Regions from separate parts of the Homo sapiens genome. Here all the other regions are linked to region 1. The links are chromatin contacts, found by Hi-C or POLR2A ChIA-PET in ENCODE. All regions are on one chromosome and are shown on one strand. Each heading gives the region's core, a stretch centred on a gene start or an enhancer-like site at or near the end of the contact. The rest is flanking DNA. Distances are from core to core; before and after follow the strand shown.

Region 1 (4,363 bases), core at 1,864-4,363:
GTGCAGTGGCACGATCTTGGCTCACTGCAACCTCCACCTCCCGGGTTCAAGCCTCTACACCCAGCTATAGGAGTGCGCCACCACACCCAACTAATTTTTGTATTTTTAGTAGAGACAGGATTTCATCATGTTGGCCCGGCTGATCTCCAACTCCTGACCTCAGGTGATCTGCCAGCCTCAGCCTCCCAAAGTGCTGGGATTACAGGCATGAGCCACCGCACCTGACCAAGGACTAATCTTGATGCTTAATTAGCACCACTCCACTTGGTCCCTTTATCCACATCAGGCACAATAAACCAAGAGGGGCTGTTATAAACACTTATTCAATGGGCTGAATTGGACCTGTAACACTAAACAGCAGCCTAGACCTTCACTGTGGAAACAGAAATAACTAATGCCAATTTCTTTTCAACTTGGACACTGACTTGAAGCTCAAATGCTAATTTCTGCGAAAAAACACAACCAAAGAAAGTAACTCTCAGCTCATGACCAATCTAAATTTAAGTTATTTATTTAAGCCATCTCCTGCCACAAGCAAAGGGATGGGAGACCAGTATACCAGTCATCATTTGATACAAGTAAAGAAGGTGAGCTTAAGGTCCCATATACTTTTTCTGGTCCATGTGCAGAGTAACGGTCCAAACCAGTGCTGTGGTCCCTGGTGCCCGGGTAGTGGTCCAGATTCTCTTTATTCATCTTCGTAGCCAGTTGGAAGTGGATTCACATGAGGGTTATGGAATAGAGTATGGTTACCATCTCCCCAGGGAAACGGCTGTGGAGTGAAGATGTCAGTTAGATAATTCCAGAAAATAATTTAGAAAGAACACCGTCATGAACTGCTTATAACGGGGTGACAGATCATATATAAAAACAAAATGGAAATTAGTCCTTTATCTACTGGTGTAGTTCAACCTTCCCATTATTTAAGGAGCTCTTATAACTACCAGGGGAGCCCTTAAAGTTATCCTGGCTACAGGACAGTTTTAATTCCAGAAACAAATATGGATGGCAGAAAATGCAAGCTCAAGTTAGTTACTCATCATCCTCTCCCTAGTAACTAGTATATCCAGTGCTGTGTTTATGAAAGTGTAATCCTCAAATCACCTATATCAAAATGGTGGCAGTATTAGGGGAGGGAGATGCTTAATTAAATGCAGATTTCTGGCACCATCCCAGACTTCAAACAATATCTGGGCTGGGAAACTGCAGCCCACCCTGAATTATCTTGCCTATTACCTTTGAAAAGCATTACTTTAGGGCAACGGTCTCCAACCCAGGGTGATTTTGCCCCTTCAGGGCACACTGGGTAGTATCGGGAGACACTGTGATGGGGGCGGGGGAGGGGGAAGCGGGAGTGGGGTTGCGCAGGTACTACTGCCACCTAGTGGGTACAGGCCAAGGATATGGCTAAACATTTCACAATGCACAAGATAGCCCCCCAACAAGAATTACCCAGCCCCAAATGTCAACAGTGCTGAGGCTGAGAAACCTTTACTGTTTGGCTTCTAATTGCATTGTACAAGGATGGGAGTGCCGCTCAAAGACTCAACAAATTCAAGAGTCTAGGTTAAGTTTCTACAAGGCCAGTCCTATATGGGCTAGGTGATGTAATAATAATAATAATAATAATAACTTTTTTCATCACTTCTCGGCCTTTTGGCTAAGATCAAGTATATTATTACTATTTTTTTTTGAGACGGAGTTTCACTCCTGTTGCCCAGGCTGCAGTGCAATGGCTGGATCTTGGCTCACTGCAACCTCCTCCTCCTGGGTTCAACCTCCTAGATTCTCCCACCGCAGCCTCCCGAGTAGCTGGGATTACAGGCGCCCGCCACCACGCCCGGCTACTTTTTGTACTTTTAGTAGAGATAGTGTTTCGCCATGTTGACGAGGCTGGTCTTGAACTCCTGACCTCCGGCGATCCACCCACCTTGGCCTCCCAAAGTGCTGGGATTACAGGCGTGAGCCACCGCGCATGGCCAGTATTGAAGAATCAGAATAAGCCCTTGTTAAAGATACAGCAAACAACAGAGGACACAACATTGTAATATATCTACATCAACAACCAATGATAAAACAGTCGAGAAAAGGTATTGGTGGGGAATAGAGAAAGCTGTCAGTCTCTTCATTATGCAACTAGTAGCTGCCAGATGCCCATGTTTTGTTGTTGCTGTTTTGTTTTGTTTTGAGACCAGAGTCTCGCTCTGTTGCCCAGGCCGGAGTGCAGTGGCACGATCTCAGCTCCCTGCAAACTCCGCCTCCTAGGTTCAAGGGATTCTCCTGCTTCAGCCTCCCATGTAGCTGCTGGGTTCGCTTACGCGAACCACCTTCAGACTTTGCCACTCTAATTGGATTTCCCAAACCTCCAGGCTTTACACAACGGACACCTGTTTCAGAACTGTCTCAGAAGTAAAAAAAAAAAAAAAAAAAAAAAAAAGAACTGTCTCAGAAGGCAGGAGGTAGGATGAATCGGAGAAAAGGGAAACTGAAGAGCACTTATTGTATGACCTTGAAGAAGAGAATTGAGACGTAATCCCAAGTGTCAGCTGTCCATCCACAAAATGGAAGAAAATACATTTTCTGTTTGTGAGGATAAACAAGCTGTACACGCCTGGCACCCATGCCTTCAGAGAATGAAGAACTTGCACTAAGGCACACATAACGAAAAGAGAACGGACGCTTGAAGAGATGTACAAGGGCGTACCTTGGTCCTGATGCGGAGATGGGGGTAGGCGATGAACTCGGGTCTCTCGTGCTCTCCGTGGTGCGACTTCAGGTACACATTCAGCATGCTGACTGCCACCCCGGGGAGCGCGACGAAGAAGGTGAGAGTCTTCCACATGCGAGCTGCGGAGAAGCCACAAACGTTCAGCGCCGGTATGGGGCGGGCCCGGGTCTCACTTTCCCTCCCGCAAGGCCTCGGGCCAAGGTCACAGTCCCTCCCTGTCTCGCCCGAGTGGGGCTGAGGCTCGACCCGTCGACCCCGGCCCCAGTACCTGAGCCCTCTTCGCCATGGGCGCCACTCGACATAGGCCGCCCCAGCTGTGGGCGGGACCGACCCAGCAGCCGAGAAACCGAGGACACACCAACTACCGCCATTTTTGATCTGGACTGCCGCAGCGCCGGAAGCGGAAGTGGAAAATTGGCTCTGGGGGCGGTACTACAACCTCCAAAGGAAGTTACTATTGGGCGCCGCCCTCCCACTGGCATTAACCTGAGCACTATCATCCGGGACGACGGAGTCCTTGTCAAAATCCTCGGCATCTCGGGCAAGAGAGAGCATGCGCTCTGCACCTCCCTTCAGGCTTTACCGTTTCCTTCGTGCGCATGCGTGTGCCCTCCGGTCTCCCTACCGTCCCCACCTGGGCGAGGCGGAAGCTCAAGAGAGGTTTGTGCAGGGTGCCCTGGTACCTGGAATCGCTCCCTTCGTTGGAGTCCATGGACGGGCATCTGGAGGTTCTGATCCCAGACCGCCCTATCTAAAATTCCGTTCCCCTTCCTCGCCATCCTCCGACTGCGTTTTCTCATAGCACATAACATTGCACCTTCGTCGTTATATTATTATTTTGTCTGTCTCCCCCACTAGAATATAAAGTCTGTGATACCAAGAGTTTGGCACTGCAGCATTCTCAGAATAATCTGGGAATGGTGTAATTTGGAATCATACCTGGCACATACCAGATACTTGATATAAATTTGCTGAATGAATGGATGAATGAATGAATAGCAACAGAAAGTATAAAGAGCACTGAAATTGGTGCCAGCAGACCTGGATCCTAATCCTGACTCAACAGTCTCATCTTTTTTTTTTTTTTTTTTTTTTTTTTTTTTGAGACGGAGTTTGACTCTTGTTGCTTAGGCTGGAGTGCAGCGGTGCAATCTTGGCTCACTGCAACCTCTGCATCCCAGGTTCAAGCAGTTCTACTGCCTCAGCCTCCTGAATAGCTGGGATTACAGGCACGCACCACCATGCCTGGCTAATTTTTTTTTTTGTACTTTGGTAGAGACAGGGTTTCACCATATTGGCCAGGATGGTCTCCATCTCCTGACCTTGTGATCCGCCTTCCTCGGCCTCCCAAAGTGCTGGGATTACAGGCGTGAGCCACTGTGCCCGGCCTTTTTTTTTTTTTTTTTTTTTTTTTTCAATAGGCCCCTTTGAGAATGTAATGAGGACCAGCGTGGTGGCTCATGGCTGTAATCCCAACACTTTGAGAGGCCGAGGCGGACAGATTGCTTGAGCTTGAGAGTTTGAGACCAGCCTGGGCAACAAAGCTTTTTTCTTTATTAGAAAAAAAAAGAATCTAATGAAAGCTTTGAACCCTTTCCTCTAAAGACACACCTATGTGTAAACACACAGTATAGC
Region 2 (4,363 bases), core at 541-3,040, 450 kb before region 1:
AAAAATAGTAATAGTTATGCGATGAACATTTGTATACAAGTTTTTGTGCAGATGTATGTTTTTATTTCTCTTGGGTGAATACTTTGGAGTAAAGTTGCTGGCTCATAGTTTCTGTTTTTAACATTTTGATAAACTGCCAAACAGCTTTCCAAAACGGCTGCACCATTTTACATTACCACCAGCAATGTGTGAGATTCTAATTTCTCCACGTCTTCACCAACACTTGTTATTGTCTTTTAAATTATAGCTATCCTAGTGAGTGTAAAGTCATATCTCATTGTGGTTTTATTTGTGTAGTGTTTATATTTAATTAAGGGTTTGTAGAGGAAAAAAGCAGTAGTTTAAAATGTTAGGTCTGATTGTTTTTAGAAGTGTACTACCAAAGTTGAACCTCTGTTTTAGTCAACTAAAAATCTTGTGTCAAGAACAAAAATTTAGTACACCTTTGGTTCACAGATTTTTCTTCAGGCTACTTCTTATTTCTTTTGCGTGCTGGAATAATTTAGAAAGAAATTAGCCTCAGATAATTGTTAAACTAGTTTCTTCCCTTTGGTTAAGTGATTAACCGAATTACTCTGGCAACCTGCTGCATCATCAGTAAGCTTGGGACTAGGAGTGGTTTCATGACTGAAGGTTTGGTGGGTGGAAGTGGCGGTGAGGGGTGCCTTGATGTGTCAGTTCTTTGCCAGGAGGATAATCACTGGAGGAGTTAGTTGTAAAATACTACCTTTTCTAGAGCTGCACTGCCCAATAGAAGTATAATATATGGTATATATGTAATGTAAAGTTTTCTGGTAGCCACATTAAAAAGTTTTTTTAAAAAGGTGATACTAATTTACATAAAAATACTTATTTCACGCCTGTAATCCCAGCACTTTGAGAGGCCGAGATGGGTGGATCATGAGGTCAGGAGTTCGAGACCAGCCTGGCCAGTATGGTGAAACCCCATCTCTACTAAAAATACAAAAATTAGCCGGGCGTGATGGTGGGAGGCTGAGGCACAAGAATTGCTTGAACCTGGGAGGCAGAGGTTGCAGTGAGCCGAGATCGTGCCACTGCATTCCAGCCTGGGTGACAGGGTAATTCTGTCTCAAAAAAAAAAAAATTATTATATCACTGATGGTATGTAATCAATATACAAATTAATGAGACATTTTAACTTTTTTTAGTACAAGATCTTCTCAATTCAGACTAGCCACATTTCAAGTGCTCAGTAGCTACATGTGGCTAGCAGCTCCCATATTGAACAGTGCGGTTCCAGAGGTGGTAAATACTTATGATCTAGATTTTTGCTCACATGTATGATCTGTGTGTCTTTAGGAAAAACAGATGAGTGTGTGATCAGTCTGTATTTCTAGTTCTTTAGTTTTATATTGTTACTGCCGGGTTTTCTTTCAGTGGGGAAGAGGGTGTTTAGAGGGTTTCAGAGAGGAAGCTCCTCATAGCTCAGATTTTTGGTTGCGAGCAGTTAAATTCACAGGAGGAAGAAAATTGCCTCCCTCCTCATTAGAGATGTACCAGATTCTATAGTTCTCAGCAAGTAAATCTGTTGGAACTGTTATCGTTTGGTCCTTGTTCTGATGGTTATAGGTGTTCAAGGTCTGCTTTGGCCTGTTGTGTATCAGTTATATACCACTTGTACTGCCTAACCACACAGCTCACTTGGTTAGACAGAGTAAGGTTGTGAATTTGATCTCTGTGTTTAATGAATGACTTTATGCCTTTTGGGGCTCTGCTATAGTAACTAAAATAGAATAAACCACATCCTTTTTCATCAGAAGTTTATAGTGTTAGAGACTGGGTGTCAAATGCCAGCAGATGTAATTAAGACAATTTAGAGACAAGGAGATTTCAGAGTGGGCTGTTGTATAGATTGTGTCTCCTAGTCAGTCAGTTGATTACTAGAAGGACTGAATTTGGAAAAAAAAATTTTTTTTTTTTTTGGCCGGGCGTGGTGGCTCACGCCTGTAATCCCAGCACTTGGGGAGGCTGAGACAGGCAGATCACCTGAGGTCATGAGTTCGAGACCAGCCTGACCAACATGGACAGGTTAAAAATACAAAATTAGCTGGGCATGGTGGCACATGCCTGTAATCCCAGCTACTCAGGAGTGTGAGGCAGGAGAATTGCTTGAACCCAGGAGGTGGAGGTTGCGGTGAGCTGAAATCGCGCCATTGCACTCCAGCCTGGGCAACAAGAGCAAAACTCTGTCTCAAAAAAAAAAAAAAAAAAAAAAGTTTTAATGTTTGAATGACTTTACTCACAGCTTACATTTTCTAATTTGGCTGAGTCCCCATCACTTTCTGTTTACTGTACACTGAATCTCTACCTCACTCATTTATGCTGTTTACCTAGCTCCTGGAGGCAATTGAGTTGTGATCCCTTAGTAACCATAGTTGTAGGTCATTGCCTCAAGGATGGTTGAAGATAGGGATAGCTGATCAGTGCTCCAGTGACAGAGGATTAAAAAAACAACTTTTTATGGGCACTTGCATGTTTAGATACAAATACTTTAACAGGATTTGACCATTGCATTATTACTGACTATTAGATGCCTTAAGGACATGTAGTTATTCTAAGTGGTACTCACATGCTTTTGAGTTGGAGTCCATAAATGGTATTCTGACCAAGAGAACAACGATCATGACTTAATTTACATGCTATACCCTGGCATTTGTGATAATATGGACCCAGGGCCCATTTGTGAGTTCACTGATTTGTTTGAATTTGAAGGCCATGTGAAATACTTATGTGTTGTAGGTCCCGTGCACAATTATGGAATTAAAGAACACCGTAAGTGGTACTATCTTTTTAATCAGTTTATTTGGTGGTTCTGTTGAGTTTTTGTATACATTATTATTTTGATAATTTCCAAATATTTTATACTTTGACACTTGTTCATTAGCTTCATTTTTGAAATGTGTCTGAAAGCCTTAGCCTTACTAAGAAAGAAATGTCTTTTAGTTGAGTTTGAAATGCTTTGATTTGTTGGTATTACAAAGTATTAATATAAGGGTTTTTTTGTTTGTTCCCAACTGAGTGCAGTCTGCAGTGATTAAGCTCCAAATTAGTTGGACCAGTAGGGGCGGAATTGGAAGCCTTACTTACACTAAATAATGCCATTCCTTTAGGGGATAAAATCTGGTTTAGACCTCTTTGGTAACAAAACAAGACCTTAACTGAAGTTATTTCTAGTATCTATTTATTGAATAGGTGTGACTTGTCACCCACTTCACACACCATTGTTACCTTTCTGAAAGCCAAAAAAAAAAAAAAACCCAAAAAAAAAACCCAAAAAAACTCTAGCCATAATTTTGAAACATCTCCAGCCATAAGGGTGTCAGATAAGGAATTATGAAACTGTAATACCATATTTTATTGGTGAAAATATTGAAAAGTGTAGATAAACACAAAAAGAATAGAAAAACTACCCACAATTCTACCAACACAGAGAGATCTTTCATTAAATTTGTTGCATATCTTTCAGGTTTAAAAAAAATCCATATATTGTGACAGTTGGTTTTTTTTTTTTTTTAAATTATACAAGTTGTTGAAACCCAGAAATCCCAAATAGAAGTAAAAAAAGAAAAATCCTAATTACCTAATATTTAACTTACTTAGAAAATTTATGGTAACATTTCATGTTACCCTTTTGGGCATTACATATAGGAACTGTAGATCATTTTTTACACAAAAGCAGGAACAGGTTTATACTGTGCTTTCATTTTTATGTGATATTTAATGTCTACAGAAGAATATATGATTTGTATGTGTAGCATAATGAACGCTCATGAACTTCACCAGTTAAAGAAACTATAGGATTACCAATGTTCTGGAAGCCCCCTTTGTACTCTCCTTTGTCCTTCCTCATGCCTCTGTCCCCTGTCCCCGTTTAGGTGTAACCACTGTCGTGAATTTTGTTTACCATCCCTTTGCTTTTTAAAAAAACTAGATTTACATCTGCATTTTTTTTTTTTTTTTTTTGAGACATAGTTTCGCTGTTGTTGCCCACGCTGGAGTGCAGTAGCGTGATCTCAGCTCACCACAACCTCCGCCTCCTGGGTTCAAGCGATTCGCCTGCCTCAGCCTCCTGAGTAGCTGGGATTAGAGGCATGCGCCACCACGCCCGGCTAATTTTGTATTTTTAATAGAGACAGGGTTTCTCCATGTTGATCAGGCTGGTCTTGAACTCCCAACCTCAGGTGATCCACCCACCTTGGCCTCCCAAAGTGTTGGTATTACAGGCATGAGCCACCACGCCCGGCTTACGTCTACATTTTAATGTTTTACTGTACAACATGTTTTGTTTTGCTTTTTTAAATAAGTTTATAAAGATGACATATATTGTCTTTTATAATTTGTT
Region 3 (4,363 bases), core at 897-3,396, 410 kb before region 1:
CTGCAGGTTCAAACTCGTGGGTATCACAGAGTATTTTTAACCTTCAGTGAAACACAATGACATCTGTTAGATATCATACAAACTAATAGCTTAAGGTAGTTCACAATTCAGCATTAAATCACTAAATTCCTTTTGATGATGCCATATCTTTGCAAAGCTGGGATTTTGGCCATTGCTGTGAAATAAAAGCAGTACTGTTTGAAAATCAGTGTGAAACGGGCCAGGTACGGTGGCTCACGCCTGTAATCCCAGCACTTTGGGAGGCTGAGGCGGGCAGATCGCTTGAGCCCAGGAGTTCAAGTCCAGCCTAGGCAATGTGGTGAAACCCTGTCTCTACAAAAAATGCAAAAATTAGCCAGGTGTGGTAGCGCTCACCTGTAGTCCCAGCTACTCAGGAGGATGAGCTGGGAGTATCACCTGACCCGGGGAGGTCAAGGCTCCAGTCAGTCGTGTTTGCGCCACTGCACTCCTGCCTGGGTGACAGAGTGAAACCCTGTCTCAAAAAAACAAAAAAGAATGTGAAACAGGAAACGAGAGTGGCAGTGTCCCATCTGATTCTAAGATTTGAGAAGTGGTGGAGTGCCCAGAAGCTCCTGAGCTATTAGGACACAAATACTGCTTCGACTGAACAGAGCTATTAGGCATTTCTTTTGGCCTCAGGTATGCCACAAAAAAAAAAATGACTGAGATTTTAAGGGAGCCATGACCTGAGAACATTTGAGGAATCTCTGATGTGGGCTACTTTTTTTGGTAGATTGCAGTTTGGACTATGAGTATGATTTTAAAAAAAAACTGTATGAGAAAATGAGAGGCCAAAGGCCAGTGATTTACAGGCAGCCTGGTGGAGGAGAAGTGGTATGTGCTGCTGCTACATGGTCTCTAGGGCCATATGCTCTAGTTTGAGTTCTAGTTTTTTGACTATATCACTGTGGCTAAGCAATGAAGTTTCTAGACTCGCGTTCTCATTCATTAGGAATGATAACACCTGGTAAGTATCTAAACGAGATACTGTAGGTAAGTATACTTCATAGAATTTTAAATCTGGTAATTGTGTGGTAGGCTGAATAATGACCCCTAAAACATGTCCATGTCCTAATCTCTAGAACCTATGAATATAGGAAAGGAGACTTTGCAGATGGCATCAAATTAATATTTTTGAGATGAGATTATCCTGGATTATCTGTGTTGGCCCAATATAATCACACAGGTCCTTGGAAGAGGTGGGCACACCAGAGTGAGTGGTAGCAGATTTGACGATGGAAACAAGAGGTTGTAGTGATCGATGAAGGGAATGTGAGCCAAGGAATGCAGGTGGTCCTCTAGAAGATGAAAAAGGCAAGGACACATTCTTCCCTCAGAGCCCTCACAGGGAACCAGCCCTATAAAACCGATGTCAGATTCATGACCTCCGCAACTATGAGAATAAGCTTGTGTAAAGTCAGTATTTGTGGTAATTTCTACAGCAGCAGTAGGAAACTAATATAGGATGTTACTCACATTTAAAAAGGGAAAGTGTTTGAAAAACCCTAACGTCCACTGTCAAAAAACCTAACATTCTTTCATTCTTTTTCACAGTATGAAATCCAGAATAGCAGCATTTGGCTTTTGTTTTTTTTTTTTTTTTTTTTTAAAGGCTGGTCTCACTATGTTGTCCAGGCTGGTCTTGAACTCTTGGGCTCAAGCAGTCCTCCCACCTCAGCCTCCCAAGTAGCTGTGCATTCATTTGGCCTTTTAGACTTCCTTACAATGCGGCATAAACTTCTGTGGTGTAGACATGTTGAGATTTACTTTGGCCTTAACAGATGGCTCTAGAGACTTTGAGGAAGTATTTAGATTTGAAAGGGGCAACAGAGAGGACTCATAAACCTCTGGAACATCTAAGATGTGTGTCTCTGGAAAGCCTAATTTTATGGGAAGGGTTTTTGGAACTGAGTTCCCTTGGCAGCCCCTAGAGTTACCTTTTACCAACCATCCATTATATTTCTAAATCTAGCTGGTCCAACAAGTTGCTTTAGAACAGTTTCTCCAAGCCTAATGTGTTTTATATTTGCACTCCAGAGGGTAGTATTTCAGAGCCTCTCAGGTGCAAACTTGGGGTTTTCCATGGCCGGGTGACTCAGCTGAGGAAAACTTCTGACCAGTGACTGCCTGTTTGTATCTACACACTCTGTTAGGAATGGTTATTTTTACTGAGTCCTTGTCAACATCCTGTCAATCCCAGATTTTCCAGTAGAAATACTTCACGCTAGAATTATGTCTTTATAAAGCAGCAGCTGTCACAAAGAAGTGGTAAGGCCTGAGGACATGAGAATTGTAGGGGGAGGGTATGTGTGAGAAGATCCAGAACCTGTAACCCAGAGTGGTTTTTAGGAGTCTCGGATAAATAGGATTTTCCTGGTCCCAAAAGGTAAAGACTACATGTATTGTGCACTAGTCAAGCTTCCTCATAGCTAACTAGCATGCCTGATAGAAGCTAGAAATTTTCTTGGACATATTTTCAGATGCCACGTGCAAAAATCACTTCGTACAGAGTATATATTGATCTGTTTTTTAGAGCTGTTTGGATTTTCTAAGTAAAATTCAAAGGAAATCTTCTCAACATGTCTACATTTTACCTGTATTTGCTATATCTTGGTAACCTTAGGCCATTGCTAGTATAGATAGATCATCCTGTTTCACTTGCCTCTGTGGTGGCTCATTAATCTATTCGTATCTACTTAAACAATAGAATGTCTTCAGAAATTGTGTTGCCAGTTGGCTACAACTTTGTAGAAGTTGGTATTGATTACCTGAAATTATTTTTTACCTTTAGAGTACTGATTTAGATGCTTGTTAGAGTTGAGCCCATCTCTAATAACTTTGTTAGAGGGAAAGAGAGTATCAGGTAAAGTTTAGGTTTAGTTTTACTTTTTATTATTATTGTTTTCTTTTGTTTTTTGTTTTCTTCCTCTGGTTTTAGAGGGAGGATCTCTGTTGCTCAGGCTGGAATGCAGGGGCGTTGATTATAGCTCACTGCAGCCTTAAATTCCTGGGCTCACGCAATCCTCCCATCTCAGCCTCCATGAGCATGTCTAAGAATATAGACATGTGCCACCATGCCCAGCTAATTTTTAAATTTTTTGTAGAGATGGATATTTACATAGTAATCAAGTTTGTATTACATCCTGGGCCTTGAAAGATGGCCAAAAAAAAAACCAAAATTGAGTGTTACACAAATCACCTGTAGCTTGCTCATTGATCATTAGTGTTATTACACTAAAGTGATAAAAAGTAATTTATGCACAAATTTTTAAGGCATTTTTGTCCTTACTATTTTCTTACACATTAGGTATAATGAGCTATGGTAAAAGAGCAGTAATTTAAAGCATCTGTGAGAAATCTAACCTTTCCTTTTGTAACCTTTTGGATTTAATTGTGATTTTTGAGAAATGGAACAATCAGTAGTAGTTATGAAAATTGTCAATTTGGCTTATGTTAAATATATAGATTAATTTATAAGTCCATCGAAAATATGCAGATGACTAAAATAATACAGCAATTCTAAAATAATACTTGTTAGATAGACTAGCACTTTCTGGGGTGTGGCGGGGGCAAGTAAGTTAAAGTAAATCCTTGCCATTCTGTTAATGATACCACTATTCTCAGTCATTAGATTGGACAAGAAATAGCAGTTTTGGTATTCCACCCTTCTTGGGCTCCCTGCCATGTTCAAGCACTTTAACTTGAGGTCTTAATTCTGTGATTGTGAGAATAACTCTAGACCCATGGTGTCCCTGTAGTCCTCAGTGCGATCTTATGGCTGTGGTTTGGCCTTTCTTCTGACTCCTTGAGATATATCCTGATCCTGTACATTAGAAAGTGGCTGTTGGAGAACAACACTGCAAATACAACTTTGCTTATAGTTGTATTTAGTTGCTTATAGAGCAACCTTGAGATTCTGTCAGGGCAGTGCTAGTGAATTTCCTCTCCCTTTAATAGATTCGGCTGCTGAGTTCATCAGAAGCTGGTAAGTAGTGCAGGTCAGAATCTGCTCTTACTTGTGCACATGCACCACCACCACCTTATCTCACACCAGTGTGATGAACAAGACTAGATTTTGTTTTAAGTTTTACATAATGCCTTACTTCCCTTTTTCTGTCACCAGACATTCAGCCACTTATAAAAATCACTCTCTCCCCAAACTTGTGATTATCTCCTTTCTCTCGGTAGTTAAAATGAGCACGGTTCAGATTCAATGTGGCATTTTGAAAGCCAGGGGACACACCCAGGGTGATTATGGTACTCAGGTACAGGAGAACAGAAAGACAGTTCTCTGCTATGGAATATTAATTATAAATATTAGCTCCCTTTTTACTAGATTCAA

The links. A loop is a pair of places that touch in the nucleus more often than their neighbours do. ChIA-PET counts read pairs that join two places held with the same protein, here RNA polymerase II (POLR2A). Pooled maps may share reads with other maps.
Region 2: a pooled map shows a loop between it and region 1 (3-fold over the local background). The contact joins the enhancer-like site here to the promoter of COX6A1 in region 1. A Hi-C loop is called at or near these places in 1 of 50 pooled maps. POLR2A ChIA-PET finds 5 or more read pairs at or near these places in 2 of 52 experiments (AG04450 and endothelial cell of umbilical vein).
Region 3: a pooled map shows a loop between it and region 1 (2.4-fold over the local background). The contact joins the enhancer-like site here to the promoter of COX6A1 in region 1. A Hi-C loop is called at or near these places in 2 of 50 pooled maps. POLR2A ChIA-PET finds 5 or more read pairs at or near these places in 3 of 52 experiments (BJ, GM12878 and OCI-LY7).

Annotation. Positions count from the first base shown.
Region 1 is chr12:120,436,863-120,441,225 of GRCh38, reverse strand. It overlaps COX6A1 (cytochrome c oxidase subunit 6A1), which reads right to left and starts at 3,113. Exons shown (of 3, transcript NM_004373.4): 1 at 2,997-3,113; 2 at 2,705-2,847; 3 at 496-772. The coding sequence starts at 3,099. The coding sequence ends at 689. It also overlaps the pseudogene LOC124903126. RefSeq lists enhancers at 2,419-2,940, 2,867-3,076.
Region 2 is chr12:120,883,723-120,888,085 of GRCh38, reverse strand. The region is part of intron 1 of SPPL3 (signal peptide peptidase like 3); the gene reads left to right. Among named protein-coding and RNA genes, the nearest start is that of SPPL3, 18 kb to the left of the region's middle. Within about 2 kb of position 1,790, at least 5 of the 41 ENCODE cell types and tissues checked have a DNase peak (open chromatin) inside an H3K27ac peak, as active enhancers do.
Region 3 is chr12:120,847,759-120,852,121 of GRCh38, reverse strand. All of the region lies in intron 1 of SPPL3 (signal peptide peptidase like 3), which reads left to right. Among named protein-coding and RNA genes, the nearest start is that of SPPL3, 54 kb to the left of the region's middle. Within about 2 kb of position 2,146, at least 10 of the 41 ENCODE cell types and tissues checked have a DNase peak (open chromatin) inside an H3K27ac peak, as active enhancers do; they include OCI-LY7, where a contact is called at or near this core.